Regions from separate parts of the Mus musculus genome. Here region 2 is linked to region 1. A link is a loop called in an ENCODE intact Hi-C map of the cell type or tissue named here. Cell type or tissue: heart. All regions are shown on one strand. Each heading gives the region's core, and the rest is flanking DNA. Links, peaks and the distances in the headings are about the cores only.

Region 1 (11,405 bases), core at 2,550-7,549:
GACTTCCCCTGTGTGGTGCCTGTGTCTTTATAGTTACAGTGTATTTCCTGTGGACTGTGGATGTGTGTAGTGTCTGTGACATTATGGTTACAGTGTATTTCCTGTGGACTGTGGATGCAGCTGATGTCTGTGTTTTATAGTTACAGTGTGTTTCCCGTGGGTGATAGATGTGTGTGCTGCCTGTGACTTTACAGTTACATTGTATTTCCCATGGGTGGTAGATGTAGCTGGTATCTGTGTTTTATAGTGACAGTGTGTTTCCTGCTGATGGTAGCTGTGTGTGGTGCCTGGGTCTTTCTAGTTAGAGTGTGTTTCCTGTGGGTGGTGGATATGTGCAAACTCTAGTTGCCCACTATTTCCTCTTCACATTTCCCCCCATCTTTTCTGGCCTTCTTTTTGGATTCTTGAAAAAAATATATTTTTTAAATCCTTTTTTGTTTTTGTCTTGTCTTTCATGATACATCTCTTTGTTCAGTGCTTTTATACTTTACACTACCAGACTTTAACTCTCCATAACATTTTCACTGACTGTGTAAGGCCCTGATGCCTTTGTGATTTTGCTTTCTCCATCCTGAACTGCTGGCTGCCATTGCCACACAATGCACTTGCAGCATCCGTCACACGCTGTATGATAATATTGTTGCTATTCTTGTTTTAAGTCACTCTTAAGAGAAATAAAAAGCAAGAAAACAGTTTCTTTTTGTGTTCCCTCTCCACCCCCCCCCCCCAAAAAAAGCTTTGATTCTCTGGTTTTATTCCAAGTTTCCATTGAGTATCATTTTGCCAGAACTTAAATCCTCTCCAACACTTCTTAAAGGGCAGAGTGGCTGCCTGTGCGTCCTCTGTGTTCCTGGGTATGTCTAAGACATTATTTATCCCGTTTTTATTTTCCAAGAAAATACTCTACTGGATATAGAATTAGAAGCTAAGTATTTTTTTTTTCTTTCAGCCCTCTAGAGATGCCCTTTTCCTGCCTTTGGCTGTAGCTTCTTCTGATGTTGCTTTATGCTCCCTCTTTCCTAGTCCTTATGGACGTAGCTTCTCTGTCTCTACTCTGTTGCTTCTGGTATTTGTTCTTGATTTGCTTTTCCGTGAGGGTATCATGGCACGAGACTTTGGTTTTCTTTTCCTTGTCTTTTCTTGGAGTTCACCAAATTTCTTCAAGCTATGATTTATCATTTCCAACAGATTTGGGGTGGGGGATTTCAACCGCTATTTTTTAAAATTGGTTTCCTTCCCTATCTAGGACTCCATTAACTGGTCTGTTAGATTACTCTTTGTCCCACAGGTCACCGGGAAACTCTTCAATTCCTGCACCCCCTTCCCTAACCTTGTCTGTTCCAGTTTTTTTTTTTTTCATATTGTTTAGTCTTCAAATTTATTGGACTCTTGTTTTGTGACTAGTCATGGACTGATAAGCCTGCCCAATATATTCTTCATTTCAGACACATCTTTCATCTCCAGAGAGTCTCAAGGTTCCTGTCTTCCATCTGTCCCTTCATGTGTTTCCTTTTAGGCGTTTTCGTAATCTGAGCATGTTTACACTTGGGCTTCCATTTGCTGGTGTGTGAGGTCCTCCATCCAGCTGTGTCTAAATCCCTGTGCCCGTCCTTCCTTTCTTTCCTTGTATGGGAGTTACGTTGGCTTGAATGCTGGGCTTGTGTTCGTCTTGTTGCTGTTTAGTGCAAGATAAGTGAAGGTTTTGTCTTATTTCCATTAAAATGTTTAGGGCAGACCTAGAGTAGCCTTTCAGAAATGACTGAGCTTCACCAAAGTAGACTTCTGAGGTCGTGACCTAAAAGCCCCAGTCTCTCTGACAAAGACTTTCTATTCCAACTGGACAAGGCTCACATGTCAGCCAGGCAAAGGGGACTTGGGGATTGTTTAACTTATAGAAACTCATTTGTTTTTTGTCAGACTCCATAAAGTTGACCCTGAACACCGTGACCTGATATTCAGCCTCAAACCCAAGGAAATGCCTTGTGGATTCTTGAGCTCTTTGTCTGCCTCCCTCCTTCCTGTCTGGCACTTGGTGCTTTCCCTCGCAGATTCTTTCTGCCTGAGCCTCCCAGAATGCCATTCTGTGCCCCCAGCTGGAGGAGACCACAGTGCTCTTGAGTTTGGTCTCCCTCTGCAGTCGGAGCCTCCTGTCAGACAGAGAGAGAGCTGGGATTAACTCCCAGAAAGCCCTGCTTGGTCCCTCGTCTTTGGACCGTATCCGATACTTCCTGTGTCTAATATCTGTAAACAGTTTCTTAGACTTAATCTGGTTTCCTACTTGTTTATAGTTGAAGGGACAATCTCATCAGTTTATGAGGACATGCTAAGAGTCTTCTAGACATTAAGGCACCCTTGGAGACTCTCTACAGAATAGTGCAGGAGATTACTGCGTGCAGGATCAGCTGAAGTGTTCAGATTGAACCCAGGACTGTGGAGGCACGTCCCAGACAGGTAAGGGGTATGACAGTTGAGAGGTAAGGGGCGATTTGGGACTCTCACTCTTTGTGAAACCCTTTCCTACGTCATCTTTCATGTATCAAGTATGTGGCTCGGGGGCAGCTTGTGTGTTCAGACTCTTCCAGGTATAAGAAGGAATCCCCTATTGTACGACGGGTTTAAACATCTCTGTCCATTCAAATGTGTTCTGTTTGATTTTGTTTCTCTAAATCTGAGCTGTCGATTGGGGAATTTCTAAAAGTACTACGTTAAGGGGCTGGCGTTTATGATTTATTTAATTATTGCCACGACCTAACAAGGTGGTCCTTTTCATTCATGAAGAAGGCACAGCTCAGAGAGATTGAGAAGTTTGTCTGAGCTCATACAGCTGGAAGTGGACTTAAACCCATGCCCTTCTCACTTGGTGCTTTGCATTCTGCTTTTGAGACAACGTTGCATGTATCCCAGGCTGGCCGCCAGCCAGTTCATTTTCTAGCGGAGGATGCTCTTCTGGTCCTCTTGCCTCTGCCTCCCTGGTGCAGGTCCTTACAGACATGTTCCAGGAAGGCTCATTTTCCGTGGTACTGAGGATGAAACAAACCCAGGGCTCATGACTACTAAGCAAGCACTCTTCCAACTGAGCCATGTCCTTAACCTGTGTACTTGGCAAGTTTAATATCAGGCTGTATGTCCCTCCCTTGTTACATGCTACCTTTGTGCCACAGTGATTTCCATCTGTCTTCGTAGCATTTGAATCAGTTGTAGACTATGAAGGTTAACCTACCAATCTGTGTCTTCTGAGCACAGCCGAGCCTCTCTGCAGCAAGTTAGGATGGAGAAAAAGAGCAAGAGATACTGTCTCTGTTACTCGCCTTAAAAAAGAAATAGTCCTGCCCTCTTGGAATTAATGTAACAATTCAAATATTCCTCTGTGGAGATGAACCCCTCCGTGTGACTTTGTTTTCCCTGCTTTATTCCTTACAGGTTAGTTATTGGAGCCAGCTCGTAGGAAAGTTTTACCCACTATAAGGCAGCACACAAGAACAAGGAAAACCATTTTTTTATTGTGATGTGTGTGTACTTGGGATCTGTGGACAGCAGGCACAGTTCTGTGATATTTGTTCCTTTATTGTCAGACCTATAAATTCTCTTCTCCTACAAGACAGATCTTTATATGTTCTGTCCTGTAGAAGACATTTATTTAATACTAGCAATGTTAGATGTTCCCCAGTTATTGATAAATTGCATTGAAGTGAGACTTGCATAACAACAAAAACAGCCTACCAGAGTCTTGGCCGGCTCCCCGACTTTATCTTTTTATTCACCAATCAAATACGGTGGGTGCAGGTCTTGATTAAGTGTGCCAGAAAGGGGGCAGTAAAGGATTTCTACCGCAGCTACCTGGCCACAGAGCAGCATGCCAGGGGAGGAATGCCAGAGCTTCTGGGTGCTTCAAAGAGCCCCAGCCTCCCCTCCTCCAGCTCCAGGCTGAAGTTGCTGTTCTGGAAAAGGCAGAGTTAGTGCCTTGATCACCTCGTGGAGCTGAATTCACAAACCCTGTGCACTTTCCAGGCTGGAAGCTAAATGCAAGCTTGAGAAACCCAGCAACTGCTAAAAATCCATTTCAGAACTCCTTAGAGTCTGTAGTCAGGCAATTAAAAATGCCTCCAGCGTTTGCAGTTCTGAGCAAGAGGAGAAACTAGAGGAAGAAGAGGGGGAATCCTTTCCTTGAAAAGTGAGGTCATAGAGACAGACAGGTGAGAGCAGTTCCTTGTGGACGCAGAGATTCTTCTGCGGTTCCTTTCTGTCTGCAGAGGATGCAGCCGTCTTCTCACACATGACCCAGGTGCTTGCCCTTCTACAGAGGCGAAGCCCTGGCTTCAGTGGAGTCTGGTGTTATTTCACCACCTTCCTCTGTTCTTTGGAGACTTACCATGCTAAATCTGTAGGAGGTTTACGGATAAGATCGGACTGGTTCTATTTGGGAACTGAAATGACGTCATTCAGAGTCAGCAATTCTAAATATTTATTTTCCCACTATTACCACTTACAAGGACAGCTTAATGGGATTAGTCTCATTTTACATTAAAAAGCGGGAGCCTGAAGAGTCCAGAGGAAAAGAGTGGGCCAGGGAAGTTCTCTTCCTGAAGGGAACAGAGAGGCCTCCCGAGAAGTAGGGAACAGTGTGCCACATGACCTTTTCATGTGCACTCTGTGAAGAGTCGGATCTCTCTTAGTCTCTACATGAAATGGACAAATACCTAATGAAACCACTTTCTTCCTTACACGTGGATCCATGAATAACCATCAAGGAATTTGTCTGCCGTGACCTCGTCACAGGCAGTAAAGAGAAAACCTAAACAGTGGATTGTTTCATATGCCATCTTCTCCCCCAGCAAGCTTGTATCAAACATTAGTAAGTGGATCATAAGAGCCACAAGGGACCCAAGTCTTTATTCTTCATGTCAAGGTAATGCTCTTAAAAAAAAAATATTCAGTGAGTCTCCTGACACCCTCTCCGGGGTATACAGGGCTCAAGAGAACAAGCTTAGAGGTTTAACAGAAGCAGGCGTGAGAAACTCGAAGGTCAAGTTTTCTTCAGTGAGTTAACGTCTTTCTACTGAGCGTTGCACCTATGAAGGTCCCGTGTATATTCCTCACTTGACTCCCCAGAACAGCAGCCCTGAGTGTGGGTGGATTTGGGAAGCATGATACGAGCAAGAGACAGAAAGACACAAACTGCACAGTCCTCCTCACACACTGACCCTGTTGTATGTTATGTGCATGTGTGTACGTGTGCACTCATGTGGACAGAGCCTCACAGAAACTAGGAAGGAGACCAACGCAGGGCAGCAGGAGGTGATCAAAAAGGATGGGGGTGGATATAGGACACAGAGGAAAGGAGACGGGAAGGGGGCCAGGTCATAAGGGGTCAGAGGTGAGGGGGGAGATGCGCATGTGGGAAGGAGAATCACTAAAATGCACTGTTTAAAAATCTCAATGAGATCTAAACCTTCTCGCTAGTTTAAATCATAAAAATAAAAGTGAACGTACAGCTCTGATTTTGAAGTTGTTTTCAAAAGCTTTTCCTCTCACGCCCCCTGGGATTTCCTCCATGGAAGTGGCTGTGTGCACACACTACTGTGGCGTGGTGCCTGTGCGTCTCATATCCCATACATATTCCAGACATCTGAGATCTACTCTAAGATTTTAGAGCTCAGATTTTTTTTTTTCTTTTTTAAAGACTTTGGGACATTTGCACATCCCTGATCAGAACATCTGAAACTGGAAGCCCCGACCTGATGGGCTGCTCTAAAGATTCCAATTTGGGGGAGCCATTCAGATTTGGGGTTTCAGACAGATGCTCAGCCTGAACTCATGTCAGTCAGGCTTAACTGTCAGTCAAACACTGTGCCTGGTTTTGTCAGGAATGGCGCACTTAGCCTCTCATTCACGTAACTGATTTCTTTTCCACTCACTGACATGGATTTAGTGATGTTAGGTGCCAAGCACAGTTCATGGCACTGGAACTGTTCAGCTGGAGAGCAAGGGAGTGTCCTACCTCTCCTTAAATCTTCATGCTCACGGGCAGTTGCGTAGCATGCAAACAAAGTTACCCTTTTTAATTAAAATCATTTTCTCCTGTGCTGGGAATTGAACCCGCGTTCCAGAGCAAGCTAGACAAGTGCTCTACCACTTAGCTACAGCTCTAGCTTGTAATTTTTGAGAGGAAGTATGCTGGCTTTTAAAAATCTAGCTACTGCTGTCTGATAAGTCTGTAATAGTTAGGAAGTTAAGCATCATGCTGCGATTACAGGATGGTCGTGTGTGTGTGTGTGTGTGTGTGAGTACATGTGTGTGTGAGAGTATATGTGTGTGTGTGTGTTGTGTGAGTGTGTGTGTGTATTGTGTGAGTACATGTGTGTGTATTGTGTGAGTATATGTGTGTGTTGTGTGAGTACATGTGTGTGTGTTGTGTGAGTATGTTTGTGTGTTGTGTGAGTATATATGTGTGTGTACGTTGTGTGAACATATATATGTGTATGTGAGTGTATATGTGCATGTGTGTGAGTGTGTGCTTGTGTTTTGTAATCATATATGTGAGTGTCTATGTGCTTATGTGTGAGTGTCTGTGCATATGTGTGAGTGTCTATGTGCATATGTGTGAGTTGTGTGAGCATATATATGAGTATGTGAATGTAATTGAGTGTGTATGAGTATGTGTGTGTGTGTGCGTGTGTGTTGCTGGGGATGGAACACAGAGCTTTCTGCATGCCAAGCCCGGTTTTCCACTGATCTGACTTTCAGATGAGCCTAAGCATGAGACCTTTTACATTCACTGCTCGCACTTCTCACAGTGACTTTGCAGAGTAAGCGTTATTAGTCCCATGAACTCAGATGAACAACTTGGAGGTCCAGAAGAGACTGGATTGTGTCAAGATCTTAGAAGCTTTCAGTGGCAAAGCTCTCTGCAATCAAACCCTTACCTTCTGACCATAGGCGCAGTTTGTGTCTGCATTATGGCTCGGCACATATTGAATTAATCAGCCACAAATTCTTTTCCCTTCTACATTTCACATTAAAAGTCTGAAGAGAGAAACGCTTCTATATCACAAGAGATCCAGCTTTTGCCTCCGACTCTTACAGAACTTTTAATAGAGCCCGTGTCTACTTAGGGAAGGCATGGCTCTAGATCTCAGCCTTCACCCACTGCCACGCTTCTCCAGGTCAGCCTTCCTACTGCTAATTGCACTTTGAAAGTAAGTCTTCCTTGGGGAAATGGATGGAAGTTTGAGCTCAGACACAAACAGGAAGACGGTGAGGCAGGCAGCTTTTGTCCGGCAAGCACAACCTCCTTAAATAGCTGAAGCAAGAAGGGAGTAAGTTCTCCACAGAGCCCAGAAACTCTACTGCCCTTTGTTCCTAGGCCACAGGGCCCAGCCGTGCTTGCTTGTCCTCTGGGGACAGGGCAGCACTTGGTGGTGTGTGGAGAAGGCTGGCTGGAGATGGCTCCCCTGCCTCCAGGTCCTGAGAGCACAGCATGGTAGAGCTGTACTGTGCCTCTCTCAGAGTGCTGTCAACGAGCTTTTTTGCCCTGCTGACCGGTGGTAAGTCTTGATGCTTCTTCCAGCATCAACTCAGGCTTTGGATTCCTTTCTGAGGCTTTAAAAGGAGGAGCAGAGTTGGCTGCTAGGGCCGTTTGTGAAGTCCAGTTTCCAGTGGATGCTTTAGTGGCTCTGATGATAATCATCTTGGTAGTTTATGGGTACACAGTGTGATGATTCTAAGTTGTGATCTTTTCAGTCCCTTAAAGCAGGTTGTTTTAAAATTTGATGGTATTAATGTGAGCTGCTAATACTCGGTATAGAAAGAAACAAAGTAAATCTTGTTACTAATATGGAAGACTGGTTTCTAATAGATGTCTTAGCAGTGAATGCCCTGAAGGCTCTCTGTTGCAATTCCGGGGGTTTGAGGTGGGTGGCTTGAAACAATCTAATCCAATCGCTCCAGGTAGCTAATTTTAGTAACATTTACTGAAGTAGACTTGGGCCAGGTGTTCCACCCGGGTGGAAACACTTTTCTTCTCTAGTCAGGGTAACAAGCCTTTCAGCTTGATTTCAGTTCTGGGACAAAGGACATCACCATCCAGGAGTGGCCTTTGCTCTGGTCCCACAGAAGGTGGGTGGGTAGGACCTTCATTCTGTACTGCTCCACAGGGTAGCCTTCTGCCCTGGGGTTTGGGGACTTTGAGTTTGGACGATCCGTATCTGTTCCTTGCATCTGCCCTTCCTTTCCCTGGTCTCTGTCTTGCTTCCTGTGTGCAGGCTCCTCCAGATGAATTAGCACCCATGTTTACTGTGTCATGAAACCCAGGCCTAATGAGCGTAATTGCAGGGGCTTTCGATGCAGAAACACAAGCGCTGGCTCTCAGCAAACCTTCCCTGGTCCTGTCCGCACTGTGTATCGGCGGACACAGGGGCCAGGGGAGGCAGGACAGCTTGGGCTTTGAATTTTATTTCCTTTAAATTACTTTTAAGTCCTGTGATGGAGTGGGTTTTTTTTGTGGTTGTTGTTTTGTTTTGTTTTTTTAACTTAAATACACTATCTTTATATTTTAAGATCTGCATCCACTGTTACTTTGTTTTAAAATTGTTCTAACTTTTGCATTTGGTAATCCAAAAGTAAAGATCACTTGGACCCCACCGCACTTTCTTTTTGGAGTCTCTGGGAGACTCCAAAAAGTCCCCCCCCACACACACACACCTTGATGAAATGTTGCTTACTTTATAATGTATGCATTAGTGAGTGGTTACAACTTTTATCTCGGATTTCGGTCATAAACAAAAGCACCTGAGAATTACAGACCCAGGGTGCCGTAAACATTTCCAGCACGAAGCCTAGGGTGGGATTATTAGCTTGACTCCCTCATTTCTGAAAATAATGACTAGCTTTATAAATTCATTAAATTTAATGATTAAAATAATTTTTAAAGAAATGACTTGTGCCCCAGTGGGCATCTCCTAACCGGAGCCCTACCTTAAGTCTTTAAGCAATAATGAATTCGCTTCACATGTGTTCTTTCTCACAGCCGGGGTTCTGTGTATAATTACCACTGCCTTCCAGCCACTACCTTTGGACAGGTATCTGTCTTCTACAGACAAAATTTCGTAAAAGGCCCCTGCTAAACTGCAGGCTAAAGATTCATTAACTAGCAGTTGAGCTAATCCAAAGCAAAATATGACTAATGTTTAGATTTGGGACTGTAAACAAAGGACTTTGTATGATCATAAAGGAAGAGAAGCATGGGGTTGGGGCAGGACCACACTTAGCCACTTGGGGCGGGGCATCTTTTACAGATAAGGGACTCCAAAGATGTGGCACAGTCACAGTAGGGCTTATTTGCCAAGGTGCCGCCTGAGTCTAAAAAATAAATAAATAAAATAGCCTGTAAGCCGAGCTAAAGGAGAATCTGTGGCTCTCAGAGGTAAGGGGACGACTAAGTCAAGATTTACTGGAAGACCATAATTTGAGCTGCCTGCAGGACTGCAGGTTTTGTGTCTGGTTAGATTAGGGCTAGAACTGAGAGGAATGCAGTGCCCTACCCGGGAGCCTTCTGAAACTCGAGGGGGAAACAGTTAAGCAGAGAAGTGCAATGAGGGCACAGAGGTCAGGAGATGCAGAGGTGAGATGCTTGGAGCTCTGAGTTATATTGATGCTCAGTGATGAGACCAGTCAGAGACAGATGATTGTATCCAGGACAGTCATCCCTACACTTATCTGAGCAGAAGGAAGGAGAGGCTGAAAAGGGGGTCATTTCCTAGGGACACGGACACTTGTAGAATATTTAAGGAGAAAGATAAAAGATTTAAAAACAAATAAAAAAAATAAACCACACTGGAGATTGTTTGGCAGGTTGACTTAGATGGATGCTCATTGTTAAATGACATCAGTGAGGCAAAAACAATAGGCTTGGAAGAACCCATTTTACCGAGCAAATTTCGAGGAGTAGGCAGGTAAACATGGAGCCAGAGGGCCGGGAAGATTAGCCTGAGCCCTCTGCAGTTGCTAGCGGTGTTGATGTGAACATAGTCCTTGTGCATGCTCGTGCCAAAATCAGCGTCCAACAGGTAAGTGGATTTCCTTCTTGGCTCCATTGAGGTCACACCACAGTAGACTTCTCAAGAACCCAAGAATCGTACGTAGTGGGGATTCGGAGCGGAGGCAGCCCGTGGTTTGCTTAGCAGGATCGGTCGGGCGTGGTTCAGTGGTTCTGTTCATTAGAATGGTATGGGACTCTCTGGAGCCCAGATAAGTGGGCGGTGTACATGGCTTGACCCGGGTATTCCATCCTGCTCCCCTCTGGGCAGAATGCCTTCCATAGTTGTGGGGAGGAAAGCTGGGGGACTGGGGGCTTCAGCAGCACTCTGGAAGGCACTTCACTGTGTGCCCAAACGTCCAGAACCTCAGCAGTATGGAGAGAACCACAGTGACCTTAGAATAGTCTAGATAGACAGAGGCTCTGTAGCCAAGACAGTGGAAGCGGTGGCCTATTTATTTCTTATCCACCATGTATTTATTTCCCTGTTTTTCTTTAATCCATTGTTTCTTGCTCCCTTCCTGTTTCTTTTTGCCTCGATTCCTCCTTCCATCCCTTCTCCCTCCCTTCCTTTCTTTTTTCAGTAGGGTTTTCCCAGGCTGGCCTTGAACTAGCAATCCTCCTGCTTCAGCCTCCAAAGTGCTGGGGTTACAGGTGTATACCACTGTACCTGGCCATGGAGCTTCTTTTATGGTAGAGAATGGAATGCTTGCCATTCTTTCCTTTTAACCTTTGCCAACCATGAATAATTCAGTAGGAATGAGTCTGCCTGTATACACTGTGAGAACATCATGGGCTTTGTCCTATGGTTTCTCCCTGCAAGTTTCTCTGTGACAACATTAACCCACCCACATCCTTTTAAGTTACTCTGTACTAGGTCCAATTTTCTTTTTTCTTTTTAATTAGATAGTTTCTTCATTTACATTTCAAATGCTATCCCCTCTCCTAGTTTCCTCTCCGAAAATTCCCTATACCCTCTCCCTCCCCCTGCCCCCCACCCATTCCTGCTTCCTGGCCCTGGCATTCCCCTATACTGGGGCAAGACCAATGGTCTCTCCTCCCATTGATGGCCGACTAGGCCATTCTCTGCTATATATGCATGTAGAGACATGAGCTCTGGTGGTACTGGTTAGTTCACATTGTTGTTCCTCCTATAGAGCTGCAGACCCCTTCAGCTCCTTGGGTACTTTCTCTAGCTCCTTCATTGGGGACCCTGTGTTCCATCCAATAGATGACTGTGAGCATCCACATCTGTATTTGCCAGCCACTGGCATAGCCTCACAGGAGACAGCTATATCAGGGTCCTGTCAGCAAAATCTTGTTGGCATCTGCAATAGTGTCTGAGTTTGGTGGTTGTTTATGGGATGGTTCA
Region 2 (11,405 bases), core at 3,204-8,203, 50 kb before region 1:
CCTTTTGTCCATGTGAAGGTTTTCATTAAATGTCCTGTTTTCCTCCATTTCCTTATAGAACTGGACATGCTGGGTTGTCTCTATACCTTGGAATCGTCAAAGCTGGGGCACCCTGCTATTCACTGATGTTTGGACTCCAAGGATACTTCTGGAAGGCTTGAAAGGGAGACCCCAGTGACTGGAATAATAAGAGAGAAGGAAGTGAATGCGCATTTATCAAGTGTGTATGATACTGTCTTAGTTAGGGTTTGTATTGCTGTGAGGAAACACCGTGGCAGAAAAGGAAGTTGGGGAGGAAAGGGTTTATTTGGCTTACACTTCCACAGCACTGTTCATCATAAAAGAAAGTCAGGACAGGAACTCAAACAGGGCAGAATCCTGGAGGCAGGAGCTGATGCAGAGGCCATGGAGAAGTGGAACTTACTGGTTTGTTCTCATGCATTGCTCAGCCTTCTTTCTTATAGGTCCCAGGACCATCAGCATACGGATGGTGCCACCTACTGTGGGCTGAGCCCTTCGCCATCAATCATTAATTAAGAAAATGCTCTATAGCTGGATCTCATGGAGGCATTTTCTCTATTTAGGTTCCCTCCTTTCAGATAACTCTAGGTTGTGTCAAGCTGACATCCGACTGGCCAGCACAGTTACGTTTACTAGTGTAACAGAAGTTTTAAAAGATAAGCTCTTTGCTTTTCTACCAATTTTGGTCAGTTCTCACATTTCAAATGAGGAATGAGAACAGTCTCATCAGTAAGTGGCAATCCTATTATCCAGACCCAGACTTGAATCTCTGGCCTTTTTGACTGTTCTCTTCTGTTCATTGAATAAGTGGAGTCTTGTTGCACCCAGGGTCCCCATATTCTGCAGATCTCTGATGGCTCTTCATGTCCACCTATTGACAGAGCTACAATAAATACAAAAAAAAAAAAAAAAAAAAAAAAACCCTGTTAATCCTCAATGCATTCTAAGAGCAGATAATGAGAATAAATTATACATACCCCTATACAGAAATAACTATGTGTCCAAAAAAATAAATGTAATTACCACTTAATTATTTTTATGTTAGTGGTATATAACCTTTAGCATACTAAGTAGGTTTATGAGAAGTTACACAAGGAAACATAAATTAAGCCCTACTTATTTACATCAAGTAAGGAAGTGTGCATTTTACATCTCAGGAAACCTTTTCTGTTAACACTTAAGAGCCTGGATTCAGACCTCAGAAATCCCGGAATAAGGTTGAGCGATGCTTTATCCTGGCCTGGGGTCCACAGTCCGGATGTAACTTGGTGCTGAGAACACTCGCTGAAGCATCTGTGGGCTGATGTTTTGACATCTACAGCAGAATAGAACCCTGATGCAAGGTAAGTTCCTTTCTTTCAAATGTGCAGAAACAGGTCTACAAACTAGCATGTTGCTCGGAGCCCCATGTTTTGCCGGTGTTGGGCTGGTGTGGACACCCATGTTTCCTGATTCTAAGCCCAGTACTTGGCACAGGAAACTCAAACTTGCTTCCATTTACCCTGTCTCCAACAAACAGGAAGTCCTATTTCAGAACGAATGCCCATGGTCCACTGTCCAGATAACTTTATCTTCCCGAAGGTCCTCGTGTGGACTCACTCCACAACCCGGCGAGTTGTCACTGCCCTAAGCTGTCATCCCTAGCCTGAAGGTCTTTTTGTTTTCAACCCTTGTCCCCACCTCTTCTCTTTCAATCCTGAGGATCAATTAGAATCAAACTCAGGGTCATGAGCCACATGCCAGACAGGTGTCCCACCTCAGAGCTCAGGCCCCCAAATGGATTTCATGGTGTCTATATTACTAAACTTGTTTAGGCTGAAAATTATTCACTGAGAAAACACTTGTACAGACCAATTTTTGTCTTTAGTGGAAAGCAGGACTATTCCAGTGCGGCCACATCAGCAGTTTCACTTAAGGGATTCTGCCCCACAAAGATTCTCCGGCAGGCCGATGTCTTGATGGAAGGATCATGCAGCACAGGTGATAAGGACAGCTTAGCAAGAGAGGGACTGTCTCTAAAGTTGTACCCATAGTAAAGGAAGAAGTATGTCGTGATTCAGGAACACTTAGCCATCACCACCCCTAGGTCTGTCTACCAAGTAGTGGTTACTAGACTCCAGAGAGCAGCATACAGCTACCATCAAGGTCACAGCTTCAGAGAGAAGAAACACCCCCTCCCTGTAGCAAATCAGACCGAGGATTGGTGCACACAACCTTTCTCCCCATCTCTCTAGATTTCCTGCTGGTTTCTCTCTTGTGTTACAGATGACCCGATCCAGCCCTTAGAGACTATAAGTCACATCAGGTCGGACAATCTGAAGGGTTAATGGAAGGAGCTTGAGTAACACATTGTGCCACACAACATGTGCAGTCTGGCATCTTTTTGCAACCTGAAAACTCAAGGATGCTGACAAAAGCTGTACTTTGTAGCTCACACACAAAAAATGGAAGTACACAGAGAACTTGTTTTTGTTGCTCGATTCAGTGCTATGAAGCAATATGAGTCACTTGGAAAAATCCCTTGGCTAGCTTGAAAGCTAAGAACCACTACCCTGAAGAGTACTATCTACTTTACCAATCCACTTGTATTCCAGCCATTCATTTCATTCATTCATTCATCCATTCATTCATTCATCACCAAGCCTTCTGACCTAGGTAGGGTTACTATTACTGGAATGAAACACCATGAGCAAAAGCAACTTGGGGAGGAAAGGGTTAATTTCCCTCCCAGTTCCAGTTCACAGTTCTTCATCAAAAGCAGTGAGGGCAGGAACTCAAGCAGGGCAGGAACCTGGAGGCAGGAGCTGAGGCAGAGGCCATGGAGGGGTGCTGCTCTCTAGCTTGCTCACCACGGCTTCTTCAGCATGCCTTCTTTAGAACCTAGGGCCACCTTCCCAGTGCCAGCACCACTCACAATGGGCTACCCCCACTCCCCCAGTCCCTAGTTAAGAAAACACTCTACAGGCTTGCCTACAGCCTGATTCTTATGGAGGCATTTTCTTAATTGAGGCTCCTTCCCCGCAGATGACCTCAGCTTGTGTCAAGTTGATAAACACTATCCAGCACACCTTCCTCTCTGGAGTGTGTGCTATGTGAAACAGGAGGGGCTCTGGGATATGAGAGAGAGAGAGAGAGAGAGAGAGAGAGAGAGAGAGAGAGAGAGAGAGAGAGAGACCAGTTCTTCCAGCAGCTTCCAGTTGAGTAGAAAGCACCAACTTGCTGGAAAATGGTAATTTGATCATGAGTTAGTGGTGGGTTTTCCCCTCAGGCTTTCTACTCCTTGGTGTTTCATTCTGAGAAGTTTCCTGGTTCCATCTGGCCTTTGGGGGAGGGGGGAGGTAAAAAAAAAAAAGACCACGACCTATTAGGAGTCACTCAAGTGGATGCCAGACCAGAGCAAAGAAACACACAAGGCATGGTCTGGAGAGTCTACCTTCATCACAGAGCAGAATGAAATTATTCCTGTAACAAAGCAAGAGCCATTTCTGGAAAGTGGCCGGGGAGTAAGAGGTGGGGGAGGGGGCTTTGATTGATGATCTCTAAGCGGTTTCACAGGGAGAGAATTTTGAAAGCAGTTCCAACCAGAAACACAATCAGGAGAAAGACTATATTGCACTTTTGGGTATGTTATATACAGTGTGTGTGTGTGTGTGTGTGTGTGTGTGTGTGTGTGCATGTGTGTTTATAATCTTCTCCCTTAAAAAGCCCCCTGAAAATAGCATTCATGGAGCCCGTGGCAATAAGGAGTACTTTTCAGACAGTCTGGAAACAGTATCTGTCAGGGACCACAACTGAGTGGAGGAAAGGGATGTTAGGAATGAGGTAAGAGTCTGGCGTTGCAGTCTTGAGGGTATGGGAAGGAAGCTCAGGCTTGCACGTGCAGAGGGAATGGCTTGGGCAGAAGGGAAATCGAATTCGCTGTCACTTAGACTAGCAAACGTCAGTGCCATTCAGCTCTTCAATTTCCGATTCAGATGAGAGTGTTACATTTAAATGAGAGTGTCACATTTTTCTCCCTTTCTTCCCCAGAGCACCCATTCCAGACCTAGCCTTTCTCCCCTTGCCTAAGGCATGGTTTCTGTCTCACTTCTGACTGCCAGGCAGGAAATGTTCCTAGCCATGGGATAAGCCTCCCGTCTGAAGGGGCCGAGGAGGAGGTTGAGAAGAGGAAAGGAGAAACAAAGGAAGAAAAACACAAACTTTACTAGAGCTGCTGGCTGGAGCCGCAAGCTCCAGGCAGGTTTCCAGTTTCCTAGAAGCAGGGATCCGTGGGCGTGGCCCTCAGTGTTTGTTAATCGGCCCGGTGTACTCTGTGGGCGTGCCCTCGGTGTATTAAGCTAATCTGTCTGTTGTACTCTGTGGGCGTGGCTCTTAGTTATGCTAATCGGTGCGCCTTGTTTTGTGGGCGTGGCCCGCGTTGTATGCTAATCTGCCGCTGTACTCTGTGGGCGTGGCCCTTGGGCGGGCGGGGCCGTCCTAGTCGCAGAGCCTTGGGGCGCCGGACGCTCGGGGCCGCTGACCCGCTCCCGGAGCTAGTCCACGTTGGTCTCGGTCTTTGTTCTGGGTTAGCGCGGGGACATGCGCCGCTGAGGATGGAGGTGGAGGACTCGGGCGGCGTGGTGCTGACCGCCTACCACTCGCACGCGCGCTCGCAACCGCAGGGCGCTGAGCCACGCTGCGCGTCCCGGGCCAGCCATCCGCTCAGCAGGTACGGAGCGGCACCGCGGGCCGCGCGCGCGCGCGCCGGGCGGGGCGGGGAGGGGGCAGCGCTTAGGCAAGTTTTTATGGAGTTGATAACTGAGACTGCTCTTTGTATGATCCTGATTGGAGATGAGAAACAGCCTGGGCAAAAAGTCTGTGTGTGGCTGGCTGAGGCTAGCGGGGTACTTGTAGTCTTGACGCAACTTTATCAAGAGTTAGATAAACATACCATTTCTGTGGAAGACTCTCACCATGTACTGGAGAAATTTTAAAATATTACCAAGAACCCAAACACAAGTCGGTTGAAAAGAAAAAAAGTTCTCGCAGACACTCAGATTAACTATTTGAAGCTAAAGTTTTTCTCAAAAGGAAACCTTCACTGACATAACAATTTCACTTCTACTGTAAATACCCTCAATTGTTTAAATACAGTGATGTCATTATTTGATGAGTGCCGGTGCCGATTGTATGCAACCAACGCAATTCCTGTTTATTTCTTTGGGTGACCATGTGCATTTAGTAAGCCAGGGATCTGGAGAACATTGCTCTGGCATGCCCATCTGTTCCGCCAAAGACGGATGGTCAAAAATATTCCAAATGTGAGATGGTTTGCTGTCTGGCGTGTTTAGGGGAAGTTCCTTTGCTATTCTCTACGACTATATCAGTGGACGTTTTTACTTATTTATTTTGAAGCCTACGCTAATGCGTGTTTTGATATCATCTCCTAATGGCATCTTACATCACTGTTATTTTCAATTACTTGCTTTTCCTCACACTCTTAACTTTATGTGATTATAATTACTGCTGTTTCCCAATTTAATTGATTTGTGACTATGTCACATAATATGCTTTGGACGGTATCCATGAGATGAACCAATCGCACTGGCTTAGGAATTATACTGGTCTTCGCTAACAAAGAAATTATTGTTTCTTCCAGAGAGAGCAGGTTGAGTCAAATCTCATTTTAAAACAGACAGTGAGAGATGTACCAGTTTTCTCCGGCAGTCGGAGTCACGCACATCATTTTGACTCAGCTTGAAGATACAAACTCTTCTTTGTATTGAGTGTGTAATTCTTTTAGAAGAAAGTACCATCTTGACTAAATAGATGGGATTGGATGCAAGGCAGGGGCCAGTTTTCTACATTCTTAAGTGGCTTGGGTGTAGCTTAAACCCTAGCAGCTGTCCCTGTGGGCATCAGCCAGATAGCTGAAAGCAAATTGGAGGGAGATTTTGTTTTTTATTAGCTCAGCATGTGGTCTTGTAGAATGGTAATGTGTGAGAGTGGGAGAGCTGACTGATATCATAGTCAGTTCTTTACCATAAACCAGTTGGGTCTAAGTTTATAATGTTGCCGATTGCCTTGTACTCCAGAGGACCCTCAGTTACTCCCTCCTCTGAGGCGGGGGATGGGAGTGTGCAGCCCTCCTTCCAGCCCCCCCCAGCAGAATTATGGGAGGATAGCTTAACTCCCTGGCCCTCAGTAGAAGCACTGAAAATAGAGGTTCCCGTGTTTACTAGGAGCTAGAGGATACTACATCATCCATCATGTGCCTGATAACAGAAATTATCAGGCCCAGTTATTAACCTTTGACTTACTAGCTACTGATCAATTCTTTCCTTCAAGCCAAGAAGCAAGAAGGTATTGTTCTGCTTTGGAAGAATGCACCCCTCTCATTCAGGAACATGCGTTCTTTAAACTTGCGAATGGATTTGGAGCCTACTGGTGGCACAGTGAGCAGTCTGGCTCTGGGAAAGTGGGCTCTGACTTCCCAAAGAGATCATTCATTAGCACTTGCTAAAGCTAAACCTTCCTCCTTCCTCCTCAGGCCCCTAGTGTACCTAGTTGTTTTGAGTTTGGGGTCTTATTTTTTTCTCCACCAAAACATATCTCCCACCATTATATCCAAACACCAGAGAAGTATCTGGTATAATGTAATAACCAAATAAATATTTCTTGAGGAAATTAGTGGGTTCCTACTAAAGATTTATAAGCTTGCCGAGATAAAATGGCAGGATTTTTAAGAGCCAGATTCAGCCTGCCTGCACAGACTGTGTGTTAGTAACCCATCAAGCCCTGAGAAACACAAAGATAAATGAGATGTTCTTCCTGCCATGAAAGTGTGGGCAGACCAATAGAATTGTCAGTAAAAGGATGAAACAATAGAACCTTTGGAAGGAATGAAGTGACACAATTTCTAGTATAAGAAAGTTCAGGTATAACCGGATTTCCAATTTCCAGTTAAGAATGGGGGGCACAGCAACTGGGGTCCATACTGCTGCCTGCCAACACTATGGGAAGCTGAGGGAGAGTAAAGGCTGCTCACTGTGCTGGCCTTGGGAGCCTCTGTTTGCCACGCTCTTTCTGCTGCTTCTCCGTAGTGAAGTCCGCCGTTCGATTAAATCTCTTTAGGGCCCGTCATTTGTTTATTTAATTTTGTTAAAGTAAATAACCAGCAAACTATGCCTATCAGGCCAGGCTTGGGGAAAGATTGTCAGACCTTGACTGTCTGTCGCCTGCATTAATGACCACCCTGTTTCAAGCAGGTGACTTGAGCTGCCTGGAGCACCGACCAACTGGAAAGAGATGGTGCAAATGCGGGTGATGTCCTTGGTGTGAAGTGGGTGTTCTTGGTTCTTGGTTTCTTATGAGAGAAGGGGGGGGGCTCCACTTAATGGGATCCATTTAAATATCTGAGTTTTACAGCTCCCATGTCAGACTTTGAAAGAGTTCAGGGAATCGCTTGTTCTTACCTTTTTGGATGGATGGATGGATGGATGGATGGATTGATTAATTACAGCTACATATGGCATATCATAAGTGAAACTACCTCCAATCTCAGTAGTACCTGCACTTTAGTGAGAATTCTGGGTACCTAAAAGACCCTGCATTCAGGTTGGCGAGCAATATGTCTTCTCCAGATTTCAATAACAAAAAATTATCAATATTTAATGTAGGTAAGCAGTTTGTGGTATTTAATGTATGGGCTATCCTTTGTTTCCTTCTAAGAGGGTCAGGACACAGAGAGCAAGCAATGTGCTGGTGAATAAAACAAGTTCCTGTTTCTTGGCCTTTGTCTGGGGGTGTTCGGGGCACTTGAAATAACACTGGCTTTCCCTTTGAATCCTTCTGTGTTTCCTTCAGAATTCTTGGTTGTTTTCTGTGATCACTGCCATCAGGGCTCCTTGACTCTATGACTGGGTATAGCCTGGGTCGACTTGATGACTGATTCTCATGCCCACTTTCTCCTGTCACTGTTGTCTTTTATGATTTCCTCGGGAGTTCATTTAGATGACTCGACAGTCTTTCTTTGCTCTAACTTCTCAGAAGGCAAGCGCCAGTCTCACAGAATCTGTCTGTTTTATTGGGGGTGGGGGTGGGGAGGGGGTAAATAGATGAGATTCAGCAAATGTCTGATCTAGGCAAATAAATTGTTGAAGTTAGCTTCAGCATCATGCTTTTTAGAAAGGCCCAATCCGATACTGAGAATCCTGAGAATGTGGAGAAACATCAAAAATACTTTTCACGTATAAAGAGATTTAGCCAACCGCCATGCTTGTTGCCTGAATTTTCAAGGATTTCCTTAGTTATATGAAGTAACGATGTGGACATTTGTGTGTGTGTGTGTGTGTGTGTGTGTGTGTAAGTGTGTAAGTAGGTGGGTGATTATATCCTGAGAAAAATAAAACCAGAGTAGGAGACAAATATCTTTTTCTCATAAGTCAATGGAGGCTGAGCCCATATGCGCTTATGCTTAGACAAAGGGCAGCCAACTCTAGGGGATGGCGGGCTGCTCGTTCTAGAAGGCTCGGAAGCAGTAATGGAAATGGAATTCTTAGATGAGGGTAGGTATTTATAGGCCACTTTTTATGTTGTGGTTGAAAGCAGAGCTGAGGTCTCTGGTTTCCTTCATGAACTCCCTGCTGAGTGGAGGTGCCTCCATCTGTAGAACTGGGGCTAAACATCTGGTGTATTTCCTTTGATCCTCTCATTAGGCTAAGCATTTGGCCGGTTGCTCTATCCACTTTTAACCTATTCACTTCTCCCTGATCCTTACTCGCCAACGTAAATACAAATACTCAGCAAGTTTAGCGTGATCTGAAAGTACCTCTTCCCCCCTCAACTTCTAATTTGCATGATGTACAGTTACATCCTGCTTGAGCCAGGATTGCCCATGGGCTCTCTTCTGCAGCTGGCCCACTACTCACCCAGACTCCTTAAAATGTTAGCGTGTTGCAAAACCAGCCTTGTAATGGTCCAAACTGAAGAAAATAACCAAGGCCTACTACAGTTAACTAAACCACAGATGATATTCTTATTTCACTAGTTTCCTTGCTAGAATTAATTTTCTGGTCATAGAGTTGAATCCAAGATCCCACAGTGATCTCAACTACATCCCCCCAAGGCTCCCCTCAGCTGTGGTAATCTGTCTTTTATGACCCTGGCAGTTGTTACAAGCTTATTGGTGATTTTATAGGAAGTCACTTTTAGTGAGTTAGCCCAATGTGTTCTTCTTTTGAATTCAGTGAGAGCATGAGGAAGTGACAATGGACCATCCTGTCAGGTCCATGACACTAATGATATCCTAATGATGTTGATTTTGGTCACCTGGGTTCATGATACTAGCATTTCCTAATTATGTTGGTGTTGGTCACCTGGGTCCATGACACTAGAACGTCCTAATGATGTTGATGTTGGTCACCTGGCTGAGATGGCATTGCTTGGCTCACATACCACAAAGTCATCATTTTCCCCTTTGCAGCGAGTCTTCATTCTCCTGGAAGTATTTTATACAAATATCTTTTTTCCCCAAACTATCATGTACTGATTTTAGCATCTGTCTGTGGATCACAGAAGCAAAAATTACTACTGGGAGTTTTTTTTTCCTTGTTTCATCTGGATTTGACTTAATTTATGTTTCATGAAATGATACACTTATCATTCTTTCTAAACTTATGACTTTTGTGTGCATCGCTTCTTCAAACTGAACCCCATAGGCGTGGGCATCAGTGGTCATGTAATGAAATGGTTTAGCTTTACCTTGCTTGGCTTCATGAGGATATTAGGAAAAATTTCCTAATTTTTCAAGTTCCTTTATTTTATTTTATTTTTTTTATTTTTGGAGGGGACTTTTTACTGAATCTTTAAGAGGAAAAAAAATCACAGAGATGCTAGATGAAATGTTCTGTGAGAGACTGTAGTTATTAAACCTCATCTCTTTATTCCTTAAAAGTGTCTAGACACCTGGTGGACCTTTCATGAGATGTTACCTGGATGTCTGCAGATGTATTTTAACCCAAGTAAACATCCCAATTTATGTATAATCAAATTTTCTTTTTACTCTTGTCAAGCCAAGCAAATGACTTTTGGAGTAAATGCCATGTTCTTATTTCCCATCCATACAGTCTCCAGCTATCGGCTCCAGCTGGGAATCAAAGGCAGATATTAGGGATAAAGGAATATTTCTTAGAAGGAAGGTTGGCTATTAAATTCTGCCCATGTAAAAAGCTGAATTCATTTTTAAATCTCTTTATATGAAAATACCAAGTTAATCACATCCTTAAGTAGTGTGAGAATGAACCTTTTCTTGATTGTTCAAACAAACAAAACAAAAACCCAAACCAAACAACCAAACAGACAGAAACAAACAAACAAACAAAATTCAACCAACCAACCATACAAACAACCAAAATGAGGGCCAGAAAGATGGCTCAGAGGGCAAAGGTGCTCGCTGCCAAGGCTGATGACCGGATTCAGTCCCCAGGAGCCTCATGATGAAAGGACAGCAATGACTCCTGCAGGTTGTCATCTGACCTCTGTATGCATGCAGTGGGACATGAATGCATACATGCTCATGCCCACGTGCACACAAACAAATAAACACATACAAACACACACACAAAGTAGAAACAAATAAGTAAGTAATGCTGAATGACATAAGATACAACCGTTTAGTGAATGGCTACTAAGATGCATAAGCTACTAAAGAGTAACCTATATTTGTATGTTTCATTTCTCCTGTAATTTAAATAATGATAATGTTAATAATTATTATTCCTTAAGACAGTGTTTTTCTTCACAGCTTCAGGTAGCCTGGAACACCCTGTATAGCCTGGACTAGTTTTGAAACTTTGCCAAGTGCTAGAATTATAGGCTTGGACACCCCCCCCCCCCCCCACACACACACACCAGGCTGAAGTGATTATTGTTCATCGTTTTTCCACATGCCGAAGAGCGAAATTAGATCCATATCTCTCACTCTGCACAAAAATGTATTCAGACAGGATTAAAAACCTCGATGCCAACTAAGAGAGCACACAGAGGAGGCACATCAGGGGAGAGTTTATGCAAGGCCCCCAGCAGCACAGAAAATGGCCACAGGGATTCGACAAGTGTATTACATACAATGTCAAAGCTTCTGCATTCAAGAAAGGACAGATAGCAGAGTGGACAGACAGCCTGGAGAATGGGAGTGAACATTTGCTAGCTATTCCCCCCAATAGGGGTTCATAGCTAGAATGCATAAAGAGTGGCAGAGCTTAAGTTCCCAAACTCACAGTTAACAAATGGGCCGATGAACTGAATAGACAGGTCTCAGAAGAAACACAAATGGCCAGTAACTATTTTAAGGAGTTCAAGATCCCTAGCTATCATGGAAATGAAAATTAAAACCACTTTGCAAT

Evidence for each region. Peaks named below come from ENCODE experiments on the same cell type or tissue, not always from the same donor. Only the 100,000 strongest peaks of a DNase experiment are listed, where the experiment ranks them.
Region 2: it touches region 1 in a loop (2.2-fold over the local background); 5 of 42 quality-filtered maps call a loop at or near these places.

Annotation. Positions count from the first base shown.
Region 1 is chr17:67,946,677-67,958,081 of GRCm38, reverse strand. The region is part of intron 1 of Arhgap28 (Rho GTPase activating protein 28); the gene reads left to right. Among named protein-coding and RNA genes, the nearest start is that of Arhgap28, 52 kb to the left of the region's middle. In heart, for the core only: a CTCF peak has its summit at 5,542; no DNase peak of the experiment used is centred there; H3K4me3 peaks cover 398 bases; H3K27ac peaks cover 2,589 bases.
Region 2 is chr17:67,997,219-68,008,623 of GRCm38, reverse strand. Arhgap28 (Rho GTPase activating protein 28) reads left to right here and starts at 4,516. Exons shown (of 18, transcript NM_172964.4): 1 at 4,516-4,729. The coding sequence starts at 4,614. In heart, for the core only: a CTCF peak has its summit at 5,711; a DNase peak (open chromatin) is centred at 4,433; H3K4me3 peaks cover 4,130 bases; H3K27ac peaks cover 3,179 bases.